Regions from separate parts of the Homo sapiens genome. Here region 1 is linked to region 2. The links are chromatin loops, found by intact Hi-C in ENCODE. Cell type or tissue: mammary epithelial cell. All regions are shown on one strand.

Region 1 (8,000 bases), 250 kb after region 2:
AGCGAGACCGTGACCGGGTATAATGCCTTCGGGAGCTTCTTCTGGATCTAGACCTGCAAGACAAAGACCTCCTAAGGTTATGACTGAAAACAAATATTGTCTTCTTTATTACTCTGTTCTAAAGTTAAACTCCAAAAGAGGGAACAATCCAGGAATATGCTAACATGGTTACCAATTTAGTAGGATCAATACTTTTCTTCTCTAATTATTTAGTCATTTCAACTTTGCTAGGAAGCGTTCTAAAAACCACAAGCTCTCCTCCAGTATTTCTTCCAATTAAAGACATATTACTTATCTTTTACAAATCAAGGCACGCAGCATTTTACTAGCTTGGCTTGTGCCCATCTTTCCCCCTCAGAAGACCATTCTCTACTTTTCTGTCTCCCATTATGCCCACCATTAATTTAATACAGTAACAAAATCACAAGGAGTATTCCCCAGCAGTTAAAAAAACAAAAAATTGAGTGGCTCTTGACTAACTAGAGTGACTCTAAATTGTCATCGAAACGAGGACACACATTTAAGAAAAGGGGTGCTGTTAATTATGCCTGACCACAGGCATAAATGGTATCGCCCCAGGCAAACCAGGATGTATATATAGCCTACTTTTGACCAACATTAAAAAAAAAAAAGCGCACCATATATATACTTATTTATCAAGAATTCTAATTACTGAAAGCCAATGTTCTGCAGTATATTTGCCATACTAGTAAGCAGTTTACTTACATTTAGTAAATCCTCACAACAACCCTGAAGAACTGGTACTGTATTACTAATTTGCCTTTTATAAAGAAGCTAAAGCTGAAAGGTTAATCTGCCCAAACCAGCAAAAATAGAAAACCCTGACTCCAAAAGCCCAGGCTCTTAACCGCTTTTAGTCTTGCCTCCCAGAACTTAAGTTCACTTCTAGTACCAATATTTAATAGGCCAACAAATAATCTAACCCTCTCTACCTTCCTGGTTTACAAAACACGCACCAATTTCAGAGCTAAGAGTAACGAGGAAATCTCAAGACAGTCTTTCTTACCTAGATTCAGATCGGGACCTGGACTTTGATCTGGAACGCCTGGAATCTTCCTTGGAGCGAGACCTTGCAGGGGTATGCCTTGCAGATTTCCCCGATCCGTGAGCACTTCCACTTCTGGAAGCAGAACGGGATTCCTACACGTAGATGTTAAAAGTTTAATTTGCACACTTTCTGGGCAACTTTAAAAACAAATAAGCTGCTGTGAGATAAATGGTGAGGGACAGCAATCCCCTTCCAAGATAAGAAAATATAGGTAAGGGCAGGAACTGAATATACCTGGTGTTAATAGTTTCATTGCTCCAAATGACATAAGTCAATTAACTTGTCCTTTCTTCCACCTTTTTGGAGCAGGGATAAGAGTTATTTGACCCCACTTCCTTCAGAAAGGGGTGCCAAAGTCAAGCAGTTAAGGGAACTGTCCAAGGACTGTGTTTCAGAATGTTACTCCATAAAGACTAGGGTGAGGCGGAACCTTATTAACTATGACACCTATACTTTATACCTATTTCAATCAAGTTGCAATCAATAAAACAAAATCCTATATAATTTATATAATTTACTTAAAAAAATGCTTGATTTTTAAAAAGACCTTGACCTTTCAAGTTACTACTTATAATTCAGTGATAAGAGATAAAGATGATGATCTCAGTTTCAAATCCTAGAGAAAAGCAGAAACCTAGTGGAAAGCAAAGGCTAGCTTGAAGGACACTAAACCCTGTAAAACCCTATTGCATCTAACCATGGTGGGAGGCCCCCTAAAAAACTGAAAGCAACCAGATGGAGCTACAACAGAACAGCGAACTACACACAAATAAGAGTAGAGAGGGTGTCAGAGATCCTCCACAGCTTCTCCAGCTAAATGGAGATGAGCCAGGGCAAACTTATGGAAAACCAGGAATTAACCTAACTTACCTAGTTACTTAAGTACACATCAAAACCAGGCAGCTAAATCAGGAGCTCCTAACCTAGGGCCCAGGAAGCAAAAGAGTACAGAAACTACATACAAAAGCCAAAGTTTAGGTAAACATTGTGTACTCATAGCTTTCCCAACCAAAACTGGGATTGGCTGGCAGGTTAAGGGGGGATTTGTAATGAAAAATAGCAAAGGAATGGTAACCAGGATAACTAGGTCACCAACGAGCTAAAGACACATAATCAACAAAAGGGTATACTAAGTAATGAAACCAAGGAAAAGTTCTGCCAAGGCACCAAAACAGTAGATGAGGAAAGGACAGAACCTACTCCTAGTCAGTCTGATAGCTAGGTAAAATTATCAAGGCAACCTTTATTTTAGGTTATCAAACTTAGACAAAGTAAAGCCTGGTAAGCCTTTCTACTCCAGAGAGCAGAAATGGCAAGACTCAAAAGGAAGCAGTATTACAGTAAGTCACTATATGGCATGAATCAAAGGTGAAGCTTTCAGATAAAATCACAAGAGATTTCCTTGTGTGATACATCTTCAGAGTATTCTGGACATTCTTGAAAGGACAGTAGAGGATTATTCTAAATTACAGCTCAAAACACTTTAGAAGATAGTTTTGTGGTTTACAACATAATGGAGAAAATTTGGATGATCCTTTGATGCTCAGGGAAAACATTTATAATGTAACACAGAATAGACAAATTAAGGTTTGAGGTTTAACACAGAAGGAAAGGCTAACTCATCCAGTAAAATGAGTTCAGGTCTCTAGGCCCCAGACGACTCTAGAAACGTTCAAATGACTTCAAAGCCATTATAAAACATGGTGGGGTGACATGAAATGTGACAGCCTTTCCCCTCTACCTCCCTCCATGACTGACTGTAAAAAGATTAAAAGAAAAATATATGAACAGCTGCCTTTAACATCAAGAAATGGTTAAAGGATGTAGTGATGCTCTGGGGCTTCCAATTAACAACAATCCCTTGGAATTCCCTATCAAGTATTCTGAACGGACACTTCCCTTCTCTCCATGGACAAAGGAGGAAGTCTCAAAAATGAGGGTGTAGTTTTTGCTATTTTTACCACAGGCAAAAATTAACATAGGTGAGAATATAGAAATGGGGAACCCAAAAGTTGCTAAAAGCCTGTTTACTCCAACACTAGAAAGATTACCTCTATGGAAATGAAACAATTTTCTCCAGAAGTGAAAGCAGAATATGGGTGTTTCACAGTAACAGTTAAGACTACCAATAAAGTAACTGTAGTTAACAGAAATCAGTCAGCCCAGGAATCTGAGTATAAAGGAAGAATGGGTCAAGTCAAGATCCTCTTTAAGCTCCTGGCTTTAACAGAAAAACCTTTATTCTAAGCTAAGATGCTTCGGCAGCCTGTCCACTGAGGGAAGAGACAGTACTCCTAACCTAGAAAATAAGACTTAATGAAGTTTTCTCCTTAAAATCTAGCAGATCACAGATACAATATTTCTGAAATCACAGGAGTTTTCACTCAGCCTCCAAAACTAACGGACTATGCAGATATATTTTGTAAGCAATCATTTCTTGGGCCAGGAATAAGGGAAATACCAGAATGCAAAGGCTTCCTTTTCTATACTGACACTTGTTTGGGTAACACCTAAACGTCTCGATCCTTTATCAGGGATATTTTCTTAAAGAAGTTAAAGCTTTCTGAAGTTATTTTGGCCATTTAACTGGCTGGGAAATACATATGGCAAGGGAATAAAACTTGCCTACAAGAAATAAGACCTAAAATTAGCACCCAAATCAAAAGCATAATTAACTTTAAATCTCAATGCAGACAGGTAAAGCTATAAAAACCAGTTGGGGAAGTCCCTAAATCTAAGCATACTTCAAATTCCACTCTCAGGGCTGACATGGTCAACACATTAAAACCACACCAACAGACAGAACTGGACACCACTGCCTCAAAAAAAGGGACCATGAAACTAAAATTAGCATGAATAAAACCAAAATTTCCCTGAAAAAATGCTCAGGAAATCAATCAAGCTCTCACAGACTGGATCTCAGCCACATCCTAATACAAAACCTAAAGGGAATACATCAAGTAAAAATACAACACACTTAGCCTTCCAACAAAATAATCCACATCTCCCTATTCTGAGAACAGCAACCACCTTACAAAAACATATTTGAAAGGACTAACCATCCAATCCCTGTATTATTTTAAAAACTGAATGTGGTTTGTTAGATTTAAAATAGTGGCTCATAAACACTGCATCTCTTAAAACACTGTTTATCATACTAGTTAAGTCTGACTTACTTGACTTAGTCAACCTCAGAAGTTACATGCTTCCTACTCATTTTTTTCCCTTGGCAAAGGTTATCTTCCTGAAACACTGTCATCCCCTTCCTTGTTTTGACTCCCCTTAGCATTAATCAGACCTCTGATTAAGGCAGTCTTTCACACACTGCCTGTTCTCAGGAACAGAAGCCGGCCTCCTCCTCATCTTCCCTATGGCCCGAGGAGGAGACACATTAGGACCCACAGATGCTTTGGTCAAGGGGGAAAACAAAAACAAATGGACACAATGGTCCACTAGCAACGTTTTCTCACCTTAAGTCTATCCAGCTTGGGTCATAACCAGATTCCAAATTGCTTTCTTTCCTTTAGTGGGCTGGGGGTTAAGAGGTCTTTTCCTCTTTTGCACCCCAAGGACCTGTCAGGTTTCTTGATAAAAGAATCCATGGGCTTGGAATTAAAATGTAATATTCATTCACACATTTACCTCAGTTTCCTGCCTGCTCTTTGAGTAATTTGGAACATAAAATAACATTTATCATCATTAGTTTATCTATGGCAAGAAATTTGACAAAGGAATGCAAAACTTCTTAAGAGAAAATTTTCTTCTGCTTGCAAGATATAGAAATAAACAGGCCTGAAAGCATCAGAAAATGGATTCTCCAAGAAATGCCATTTAAGTCACTTTCTCCAAGAGCATGAAGACCTGACAACTCTCAGAGAAAGTTTATTTCAGGAAGACATGTGTGACATGATACCCTTGGCATTCTCAACTGGGTAGAAAACCGCTGGCTGACTACTACTGGGTATTATTTTTGATATGTGTACTTGTCTCATTCAACTGAAAGTAACATTACACCAATCACTTGACCCTTCTACTCAGCTAAAACAAAACACACAGAAAAGAAGGGACAGCTTTTGGGTTGAATTTCTCAATAAGTGCAAGGGATACCAGGTAACCAGAATAAAGCTACTTTGTAACCGTTACCTCTAACATTACAATAGCTAAATGTTGATAGCAAAAAAGGAGAAATAGGAATGAAAGCATCTGCCATTACTGCAATTTGTATTAGCTATCCTGTTCACTTGTGTGACCCACCTCTTCTAAGGGGAAGCTACGGTATTTTATCAGTAATCCTAGTCAATCAGCTGAAATAGGCATTAAACAGAAACAGAATTTGAAAAACCATCCCTGTGTATTTAGCAAATATGCATCTTAAATTTAGGGCCCAAATGCTCACAGATTTCCACTAGTGCCATATGGAAAAAACTAACACACTAATGCCAAAGGGAACTATTTTGTTCAATGCTTTGTTTGGATTTTGGGGGTTTGGTTCCATAACCATCCTGGTGACATTCCTTTGAAAATGGTTTAACAGAAAATATTCTACTATACATTGCTCAGTACTGAAGGAAAGGGGACAGTGCAATCTAAGAGTCCAGGGAGGTGGCAAAGACCACCAGTTCCAACCCTGGAGGTATTCGCTCATGCCCCAGGACCAGCAACATTAGACAGGTAAAGTTTATCTAGAGAGGACAACATGAAGCCCACTGTTACCCATGCTGGAGAGCTCACTGCTGCCTGGTGCTTGACTACTAAATATTTTTTAAAAATTGCATTTCAATCATTTAACTAAGCAGTTAAAATCAGAATTACCTAATTTAAACGTTTCCCCTGGAAGGCACTTCTTTACCCTGTATATATTTTCCTCTATTAAACAAATAATGCATGCATGTTTAGCAAAATATACAGGGACACATAAACAGACTAGTAATTACTTAGCGTAGTGCTTTCTGATTCCAGATTACTTCTTATCTTAACTTCATTTTTATTTCTTTTCTTCATTCTTCCGTTTCAAATTCTGACTTCTTTCATCTTCCCCACTTCACACAAATTGCTCAATATTCTACAAGTGGGACTTCTGGTCTGATAATTAGCATGCATTCTTTCTTTTATTTTTTCAAATTTCAGCTTCACTTATTCCTGAGCTTCAAATACTCATTTATAAAACTTGTCAAATGACGACTTCCGCATTTTCCTTCTTCAACATTAACCTTAATAGAAAAAGAACAGGATGAAGAATATTTTAAAACTCCAGGATAAAATCCAGTGCCAAAACTGAAACTAGAAAAAAAAAATCCCTTTGTTGATTTGGATTAAAAAAAAAAAAAAAGAAACTAGAATATGCAGCTCAAAAAACTGAAAACTACATAGTTTTCTGCTGGTTCTAGAATATATGGTAATCTCATTTCTCTACTCCAAATAGACTTATCATGCTTAAGTTGAATGTGAAGTGCGCCACTGAACATTTACTGTTCATTTAACATTTTAAGAACTATTAGTTACATTTCACACTTCTTATTATATTCAATAGAAAATAGGTTAAGTGTCAAAAGCACACCTCTAGTCAAAAAGTGACACATTAATACATAAGTGCATGAAAGGAAAGCACGGACAATTCATTTGTACAATGACAAACGCTCAGGGTTGAAGAGGTTTACAGTATTGTGACTTGTCTAGATAGGATAAAGAAACGTATTTAGCGTCACACATTTTTGTACTGTATTTAAAGAGCTCTGCAGAAAGACGGTGTCAGGGAACCTGACAATTTGGAGCTTAAGTGTAACCCACCCCCTGGAAAAGCTGCTCTAGTGAGATTTTATAGTATGAATCATAAAAAGACAAAATCAAGTCAACCACCTACAATATGCCAGTAGCTATGAAGGAAAGCAGAACAAACTTGAATCCAACACTGGTATTTTCAAAGAGTTTTGTTGTACATTTTCCCCCTCAATTTAGAAAATATTAAGTCTTCTGGATGTCCAAAGGAGAAATACTACTTTAAAAGGTGGCACTATTTAAATTACAGCTCACCTCCTCAAATAATTAAAAAGATTGAATTTAGTTGATCTGTAAATGTCTGTTGAACATACTAAACAAAATAAAATACTGCCTACATAAAACATGCTAGTTTTTCTTGTTATCCTACATTTCACTTTGATGATCTTTCATTTTATTGTCAATTACTTCCTCTCCTGGTTTTTCCTCCTGAAAAAAATGTAAGGCTTTGTTTAAAAAAATTGCAAGTCTTTATACCTATCTGGGCATAAAGACAACCATCGTTAATCTGGCAAGTGCTGTGATGTCTTTCCTAACAAAAGGATAATTTCCAGTCTAGTTTTAGAGTCAATTATTGTTTATTTAATCCGAAAATTTTTAAATATGTTTTTATTTAAGGGAGTTACAGTAATTGGCTTTCTTTAAATCTCCATCACTAAAATGCAATGGGAAATGTTTTCTGGCAGCACAAATGTAATCATGGAATCAGAATGCCCAAGCAGGTTTCCTTAGGGCCTCCTAAAACTTCGATACAGACAGGGCACTTAGATGCAGAAGATACAAGAATAGAGGCCATAGCTCTAGCTATCACAACTGTTTTCAATGTGGATACCTTCCTGCTGTTACTTCATTACCCCTTCCTAACCTGGTTCCTTCTCTTATAGTCTAAGAACAAAACCATTACTAAATTATTATAAATATTAGATTTAATTCAACTCAGCTAAGTTCAAGTGGCTACTTTATAAAACCAGAAGATCAACTCTTGGGCTAATGTTATGTACATTTAGTTAAGAGACCCTAGTTAGAAATAAACAGAAACTTGTCCTATCAACACAATTTTTGTTAAAATGTTTCTAGGGGATACAACTAGAATCCATTTAACATTAAACATGCACAAACTCATTAAGTTGACTGACAAGGCAATATTTTAAAAATT
Region 2 (8,000 bases):
CCTTTTTCTTTTTTTTAGAACTTTTGGAATAGCAGTGCTCGTATCCTTCATCTTTACCTCATTTTGTCTATAAGATGTAGTAATTTTGTTATTCACCTACCAGTGCGTGACTTTGGCACAGACATGAATGAACCTAAGTGGTAAGCTCAGGTGAAGATGTATGAATCACTCAGGCCCTTCTGTAGCTTTTCCAGGTGTTCACAGAAAGAGATGTTTACCACAAGATGTCAAGAACCCACAGGAAGAAAATGAGATTGTCAGATGATACTTCCACAAATATATCCAAACATGGGGAGAAGACACCACTGCAGTCTCCTGCTCTAGCTCTTCTCATCACACCTCATAATTGTCATGTGACGTGGGCTGCTAAGGTGGGGGTCGGGGTGAGATGGGGACAGATTACTGCCTGGAGTATAGAGGGTACAACAGAAAGTGCTGCAGTGAGGGACCTGGGTTTAATCTAAAGAGTGCTTTGTCGACATTTATTTCTCTAAGAAATATTATCAGGTCTGAGATTTGCTTCAAGGTCATCCAACAGGTATGGAAAGTGGATGTGGATGAGGGTTTAGAGGAAACAAAACAGGTGGTGAGTTGATAACTGCAAAAGGTGGATTATGGGTATATGAGGACTTATTGGAGCATCCATTCACTTTTGTATACATCCAAAAAAATCTAATTAAAAAGTGAAAAAAATTTACTCCTCTGAGCTGAGCTGGACTTTTGCTGATGGCCAATTATTTTAAAGGTTTTTGTTTGTTTGTTTGTTTTTTGAATGCCGGATCAGTGTCTCCCCATTAAGAGTAAAAATTAGGTAGCAATCACAGGAAGGACAAACCTAATGAGTCTGCTACAAATATACAGTAAAGGCTCAACTGGTTGACAACATTTATCAGGCAATCTAAAAGTGCAGATCAGCAAGCAAGGGAGGAAAATCAGAAGTTAACTTTAAAGCATGCATTTTTAAAATTTAAAAAGTAACAGGACAATATTATGTAAGGTTCAGAAGGCTACATACATGGAAAAAATCCCACTTTTCTAATGTGCCAGCTATTTTCATTTTTGTATGTAGCCTTCCAGTCATTCTGATCCATGCTGTTTTACATAATTGTAAATTTACTTATATACTTTTATATCTTGCTTTTCTTATTTAGAGATGGGGTCTCACTCTGTTGCCCAGGCTGGAGTGCAGTGGTGTAATGCCAGCTCACTGTAGTCTCAACCTCCTGGGCTCAAGTGCTCCTCCTGCCTCAGCCTCTTGAGTAGCTGGGACTATAGATGCATGCCACCACACCCAGTTATTCTTGCTTTTCTTTTTTTTTTTTTTTTTTTTTTTATTCTTGCTTTTCTTAATAAACACTATATCATAAGCTTTTCCTTATTTCAGTCTTCAAAGTTATAATTTTAATGTCTTCACGTGATGTTGTCCAGCGCACTTATCATAATTTACTAGTTGGTTTCCTGATTATTTTAATGCTTTTATCCTAGGAAGTCAGGAAAAACTCTGCATACCTATCCTAAGGCACTTCCTCATTAGCTGAATGGCAAGTATTTTTAGCCTAGTGAAAACCAGCGGAGAAGAAAGCATTAGGGACTTACGTTAACAGCCAGCATATCATTTTCAAAGGCCTCACGCAGCTTCTTCATAATCTCTATCTCAGCACTGGCACAGGCCTCAACTGTGCCCTTCACAGTGATGGTTCTTTCCGGGTTGTATATGCTCAAATCCTGCAAACTGACCCATGAGAAGAAAAGAGAAATTTTGTTTTCAACGGGAAAAATAAAATGCCCAAAAAATAAAAAAATCACAAACAAGTTTTGGCGGAGAGAGAGAAGACTCAATTCCCTCCCAACACACTGTGGTGGAGAATCCCTGCCATCTTATTTCAAATCTTACCAGTGATTTAGATCACATCCATAGTGAAAAATGTCTACCTGGTAAGTATTTATGTATTTTTTTAAAAGATGATGGAGATAATTGCATCACTTATGATTATATTCCCATTTTAGGGAAAAGTAGATGAATGAACTAGACGTATCGAAATGCTCAGGTGTTCCATTATTGGGCATGAGTAATCTGAGTAAGTGGCTTACGATGAGATTGTTATCTTGGTCCCTGTTTCATGTTCAATTTTCTTCAAATTTCTGCCTTCTTTTCCAATCAGTCTTCCAACCAAGCCATTGTGTGCCAAGATTTTCAGAGGAATCTCTTCGGCTCTAAAAGAGACAAGCAGCAAGTTAACACTTCAGATACGTATAACGGTTGTCTCCCAAAAACCATTACCTTGCTTTTTTCTTATAAATGGAAGTCATTTTGTTCAGGTACCAAGTGATGATGGGATTTGGGAGAGGTCAGGTCCCTCACCGACCCCAGTTCATGAATTTTGATTAACATAAGCCAAACCATGGTAATTCTACTCCCTCGTAGTAGCTGGTTGGAAGTGGATCCATGAGGCTGATCTGGCCAATGAGGGTATTACAAGAACTCTATTGGGTGAAGAATGTTCTCCTTGCTCTTAAAAAAAGGTACAAGGGAGAGTGACGTTAGCAAGATGGCAGACTAGGAAGCCACAGGTCTCTTTCCCCCTCACACACACCTCAAATTAACAAGAGATAGACCAGAACACCTCTGTGAGAACTCTAAAGATCAGCTGAGAAGCTATAATATGAAGTCCGCTGTAAACTAAAGAGGAATTCCAGGCCGGGCGCCGTGGTTCACGCCTGTAATTTCAGCACTTTGGGAGGCCAAGGTGGGCAATCGCCTAAGCCCGAGAGTTCAAGACCAGCCTCGGCAACATACTGAAACACTGTCCTTACTAAAAACACAAAATTAGCCAGGCATAGTGGTGCATACCTGTAGTCCTAGCTACTTGGGAGGCTGAGGTGGGACTGCTTGAGCCAGGGAGGCCAAAGCTACAGTGAACCATGATCACACACTTCTGCACTCCAGCCTGGGCTACAGAGCAAGACCCTGTCTAAAAACAACAACTATATATATATATATATATTTACTGGAGATATATATATATGGAGATGTATATATATATATATTTACTGGAGATATATATATATATGGAGATATATATTTACTGGAAATATATATATATTTACTGGAGATATATATATATGGAGATATACACTTACTGGAGATATATATATATATTTACTGGATATATATATATGGAGATGTATATATATTTACTGGAGATATATATATGAGATATATATTTACTGGAGAGAGAGACATATATATATGGAGATATATATACATATGGAGATACATATATATGGAGATATATATATATGGAGAGATTATATATATGGAGAGAGATATATATATATATGGAGATATATATATATATATATATATATAGAGAGAGAGAGAGAGAGAGAGAGAGAGAGAGAGAGAGATGTATATATATCCAGTAAAAAAGGTAAGAACATTCAGTGTTTTCAAGGCCCCACCCGCTACATGGCATACTGAAGAGCAAAGGGGAGGAAACCCTAAAGGCTGGGCTCCTCCTTTGGGACAGAAACAAAGACTGGATTATGCATACAACATTTTGGCTTGTCTGGAAGGTGCCAGAAAAACTGGTTTTTGTGTCACTGACTCAGAGCACTGAAGGATCAGCATTAGAGTTCAGAAGCTGCTGAAAACAGAGGCAAGCAGCATTTAAGAACTGCAGTTCTACAGTCAGACACCAGAGGGATCAAGAGATTAGAAAAGGTTTGAGAGGTCCTAGAACCTCTAGCTAGGCTGATTTCAGGTCTTCCACTGCCCAAAGCCAGTACACAGAGACTGTGAGAGGTGGTTGTTTTTTCAAATGCCCAAATCCCAACAAAAAAACTTACTAGGCATACAAAGAAACAGAGAAGCATGACCCAATCAAGGGACCAAAATAAAACTCCAAATACTGACTCTAAAGAACACAGATCTACATGCTCCCTGACCAGTAATTAAAAATAATTGTAAAGATGCTCAATGAACTAAACAAGAACACAGACAGACAACTAAATAAAGTCAGAAAAATTATGCATGAACAAAATGAGAATATCAACAAAGAGACAGAAACTATAAGAAAGAACCTAACAAATTCTGGAGCTGAAAAATACAATTGAACAGAAAAATTTGTTAAAGGAGTTCAACAGCAGATTTGACCAGACAGAGGAAAGGACCAGCAAATTTGAATGTAGATCATTTGAAATCTTCAAGTTAGAGGATTAAAATAAATAAATACAGTGAAGAGAGCCTAGGGACCTATGAGACATGCCAAGTAGATCAATATAAGCATAATGGGAATCCCAGAAAGAGAAGAGGGAACAAAGGGGCATAGAGCTTTATTTGAAGAAGTAATGGCTGAAAGGTTCCCAAATATGAGGAACAAAATGTACATACAAATCAAAAAATTTAAAGAACTCCAACTGGGACAAATCCACAGAAAACCACACTGACACACATTATAATCAAACTGTCTAAAGTCAAAGATAGAGTATCTTCAAAGTGGCAAGAGAAAAGCAATTGTGACATACAAAGGAGCTTCCGTAACACTATCTGCAGATTTCTTAGCAGAAACTTTGCAGGCCAGAAGGGAGTGGGATGATATATTTGAAGTGCTGAAAGAAACTGCCAACCAAGGACACCATGTGTGGTAAAACTGTCCTTCAAAAACAAAGGAGAAATTAAGATTCCCAGATAAATAAAAACTGAGGGACTTTATTACCACTTGACAAGCTCTACAAAAAATGCTGAATTCTCTTAATTTTCCTTGTGCTGCTGATTTCTGGTTTCATTCCATTGTGATCAGAAAAGATACTTTGTAGTATAATTTCAATCTTCTTGAATTTTTTAAGATTTGTTTTGTATGTTCTCTCTCCTGGAGAGTTCCACATGCATTTGAGAAGAACGTATATTCTGCCATTGTTGGGTGGAATGTTCTTGTATGTCTGTTGGTCTATAGTGTTGTTCCAATTCTATTTCCTTATTGTTCTTCTGTCTAGTAGTTTTATCCATTATTGAAAGTAGGGCACTTAAGTTTCCTACTGTTATCATGTTGCTAATTATTTCTCCCTTCAGCTCTTTCAAAGTTGACTTCACATGTTTAGAACTCTGAGGTTTGGTGTGTACATATTTATAATTGTTGTATCTCCTTGGTGAATTGTTCCTTTAACATTGTATAACGTCCCTCTTTGTCTCTCGTAACAGTTTTGTTTTTAGTCTATTCATCTGATAATAGTATAGCTACTCCTCCTCTCTTGTGGTTACCATTTGCATGGAGTATCTTTTTCCATCTTTTTACTTTCAGCCTATATGTGTCCTTATATCTAAAAGGAGTCTCTTGTAGGCCACATACAGTTAGATCCTGTTTTTAATCCATTTAGCCAAGAATGGGGAGTTTAATTCATTTGCACTTAAAAGTAATTACTGATAGGGAAGGACTTACTTTTGTCATTTTCATTGTTTTCTGTATGTCTAGTAGCTTTTTTGTCCCTTCTTTCCTTTCTTCCTGTCTTCCTTTATGTGTTGTTGATTTTTATTATAGTGATGTGCTTTGATTTTCTTTTGTGCGTTCTCATAGATTTTTTCTTGGTGGATACTATTGCAATTACATAAAACATCTTAAAGTCATAGCATCCTATTTTGAACTGATAACAACTTCACTTCAATTGCATAAAAAACTCTACTTTTTTACCCCATCCCCAAATATCACAAATTAACATCTTTATATGTTTTTATACCCATTAACATAGATTTATAGTTAAAAAAAGTTTTTGTCATTTAAATTCTATGTACCAAAATTACTACAGTACAGGTTACTATATTTGTTAATATTTACCCTTACCAGATAACTATATATTTTCATATGGCTTTGTGTTGCTGTCTATCATTCTTTTATTTTATGTTTTATTTTAACGTTTTTTCGTTTTCTTTCTTTTTTTGAGATGGAGTTTCACTCTTTTTGCCCAGGCTGGAGTGCAATGGCATGATCTCAGCTCACTGTAACCTCCACCTCCCAGGCTAAAGTGATTCTCCTGCCTCAGCCTCCTGAGTAGCTGGGATTACAGGTGTGTGCCACCACACCCGGCTAATTTTGTATTTTTAGTAGAGATGAGGTTTCACCATGTTGGCCAGGCTGGTCTTCAACTCCTGACCTTGTGATCCACCCACCTCGGCCTCCCAAAGTGTTGGGATTTATAGGCATGAGCCACTTCACCCGGCCCCATCCTTTTATTTCAACTTGAAAAGAACTAAACCCAAAACCAGCATAAAAACGGCAATAATAAAAATCAGAGCAGAGATAAACAAATACAACCAACAAAACTAAGAGTTGGTTCTTTGAAAAGATCAACCAAACTGACAAATCCTTAGCTAGATTAAGAAAAAAAAAGAACATTCAATAACTACAATCAGAAATGAAAGAGGGAACATTACTACCAATACGACAGAGATAAAAAGGATTATAAGAGAATATTATGAAGAATTGTATGCCTACAAATTTAATAACCTAGAAGAAATGGACCAATTTCTAGAGGAAACACACAACCTACCAAGATTGAATCATGAAGAAATGGAAAGTCTGATCAGACCAATAATGAGAGAGATTGAATCAGTAATCAAAAACCTCCCAACACAGAAAAGCCCAGGACCAGATGGCTTCATCGGAGAATGCTACCAAACATTTAAAGAAGAATTATCGCCAATCCTCCTGAAACTCTTCCAAAAAAATGAAGAGGAGGGAACATTTCCAAGCTCATTCCATGAGGCCAGCTTTACCCTGATTCCAAAGCCAGACAAAGACACCACAAAAAAAGAAAACTTCAGACCATTATCTCCGATGAATATTGATGCAAAAATCCTCAACAAAATACTAGCAAATCAAATTCAGCATATGAAAAGGATTATAAGCCACGACCAAGTGGGATTTGTTCCTGGAATGGAAGGTTTGTTCAGCATACAATTAATGGGGAGCTGGGCGCAGTGGCTTATGCCTGTAATCCCATCACTTTGGGAGGCTGAGGAAAGAGGATTGCTTGAGGCCAGGGGTTCAAGACCAGGCTGGGAAACGTAGTGAGACCCCATTACTATAAACATTTTTTAAAAAATCAATCAATACAATAAATCACATTAACAGAAAGAAGGGGGGGGAACTACATGATCATGTCATTAGAAAAAGCATTTGACAAACTTAACACCCTTTCATGATAAAAAACACCCAACAAAATTAGGAATAAAAGGAAATTACTTCAACATAAGACCATTTATGAAAAGCCCACAGCTAACATCACACTCAACGATGAAAGACTGAATGCAAGGCTTTTCCTCTAAGACCAGGAACAAGGCAAGGATGCCCACTCCTGCCCATTTCTATTCAACATAGTACTGGAAGTCCTAGCCAGAGCAATTAGGTACAAAAAAGAAATAAAAGGCATTCGAATTGGAAAGAAAGACATAAAATGATCTCTATTCACAGATGACACGATTTTATATGTAGAAAGCCTTAAAGATTTTACAAAAAAGGTTAGAATAAATTCAGCAAAATTGCAGGATACAAAAATCAATCAACATGCAAAAATCATTTACATTTCTATACACAACAATAAACAATCTGAAAAAGAAGTTAAGAAAACACTGCCACTTACAATAGCATCAAAAAGTATAGAATACTTAAGAATAAACCTAACCAAGGAGGTAAAAGACTTGTACACTGAAAACCACAAAAGGTTCCTGAAAGAAATTTAAAGGCACAAATAAATGGAAAGACATCCTGTGTTCATGGATTGGAATACTTAATATTGTGAAGATGTTTATACTACCGAAAGTGATCTACAGATTCAATATGAGCTCTATCAAAATCACAGTGGGCATTGTTTGAAGAAATAGAAAAATTCATATGGAATCTCAAGGGACCTTGAATAGCCAAAATGATTTCAAAAAATAAGGAAGTTGAAGGGCTCAGACTTCCTGCTTTCAAAATATATTACAAAGCTACATAATCAAAACAGTG

What was found. Peaks named below come from ENCODE experiments on the same cell type or tissue, not always from the same donor. Only the 100,000 strongest peaks of a DNase experiment are listed, where the experiment ranks them.
Region 1: it touches region 2 in a loop (8-fold over the local background); 12 of 110 quality-filtered maps call a loop at or near these places.

Annotation. Positions count from the first base shown.
Region 1 is chr3:185,925,574-185,933,573 of GRCh38, forward strand. TRA2B (transformer 2 beta homolog) reads right to left here. Exons shown (of 9, transcript NM_004593.3): 2 at 1,028-1,161; 3 at 1-53. Among named protein-coding and RNA genes, the nearest start is that of TRA2B, 8.4 kb to the right of the region's middle. In mammary epithelial cell, no CTCF peak of the experiment used is centred here; a DNase peak (open chromatin) is centred at 4,338; H3K4me3 peaks cover 474 bases; H3K27ac peaks cover 2,636 bases.
Region 2 is chr3:185,673,700-185,681,699 of GRCh38, forward strand. It overlaps IGF2BP2 (insulin like growth factor 2 mRNA binding protein 2), which reads right to left. Exons shown (of 16, transcript NM_006548.6): 8 at 2,092-2,214; 9 at 1,597-1,732. Among named protein-coding and RNA genes, the nearest start is that of IGF2BP2-AS1, 36 kb to the right of the region's middle. In mammary epithelial cell, a CTCF peak has its summit at 3,692; DNase peaks (open chromatin) are centred at 182 and 3,622; H3K27ac peaks cover 1,049 bases.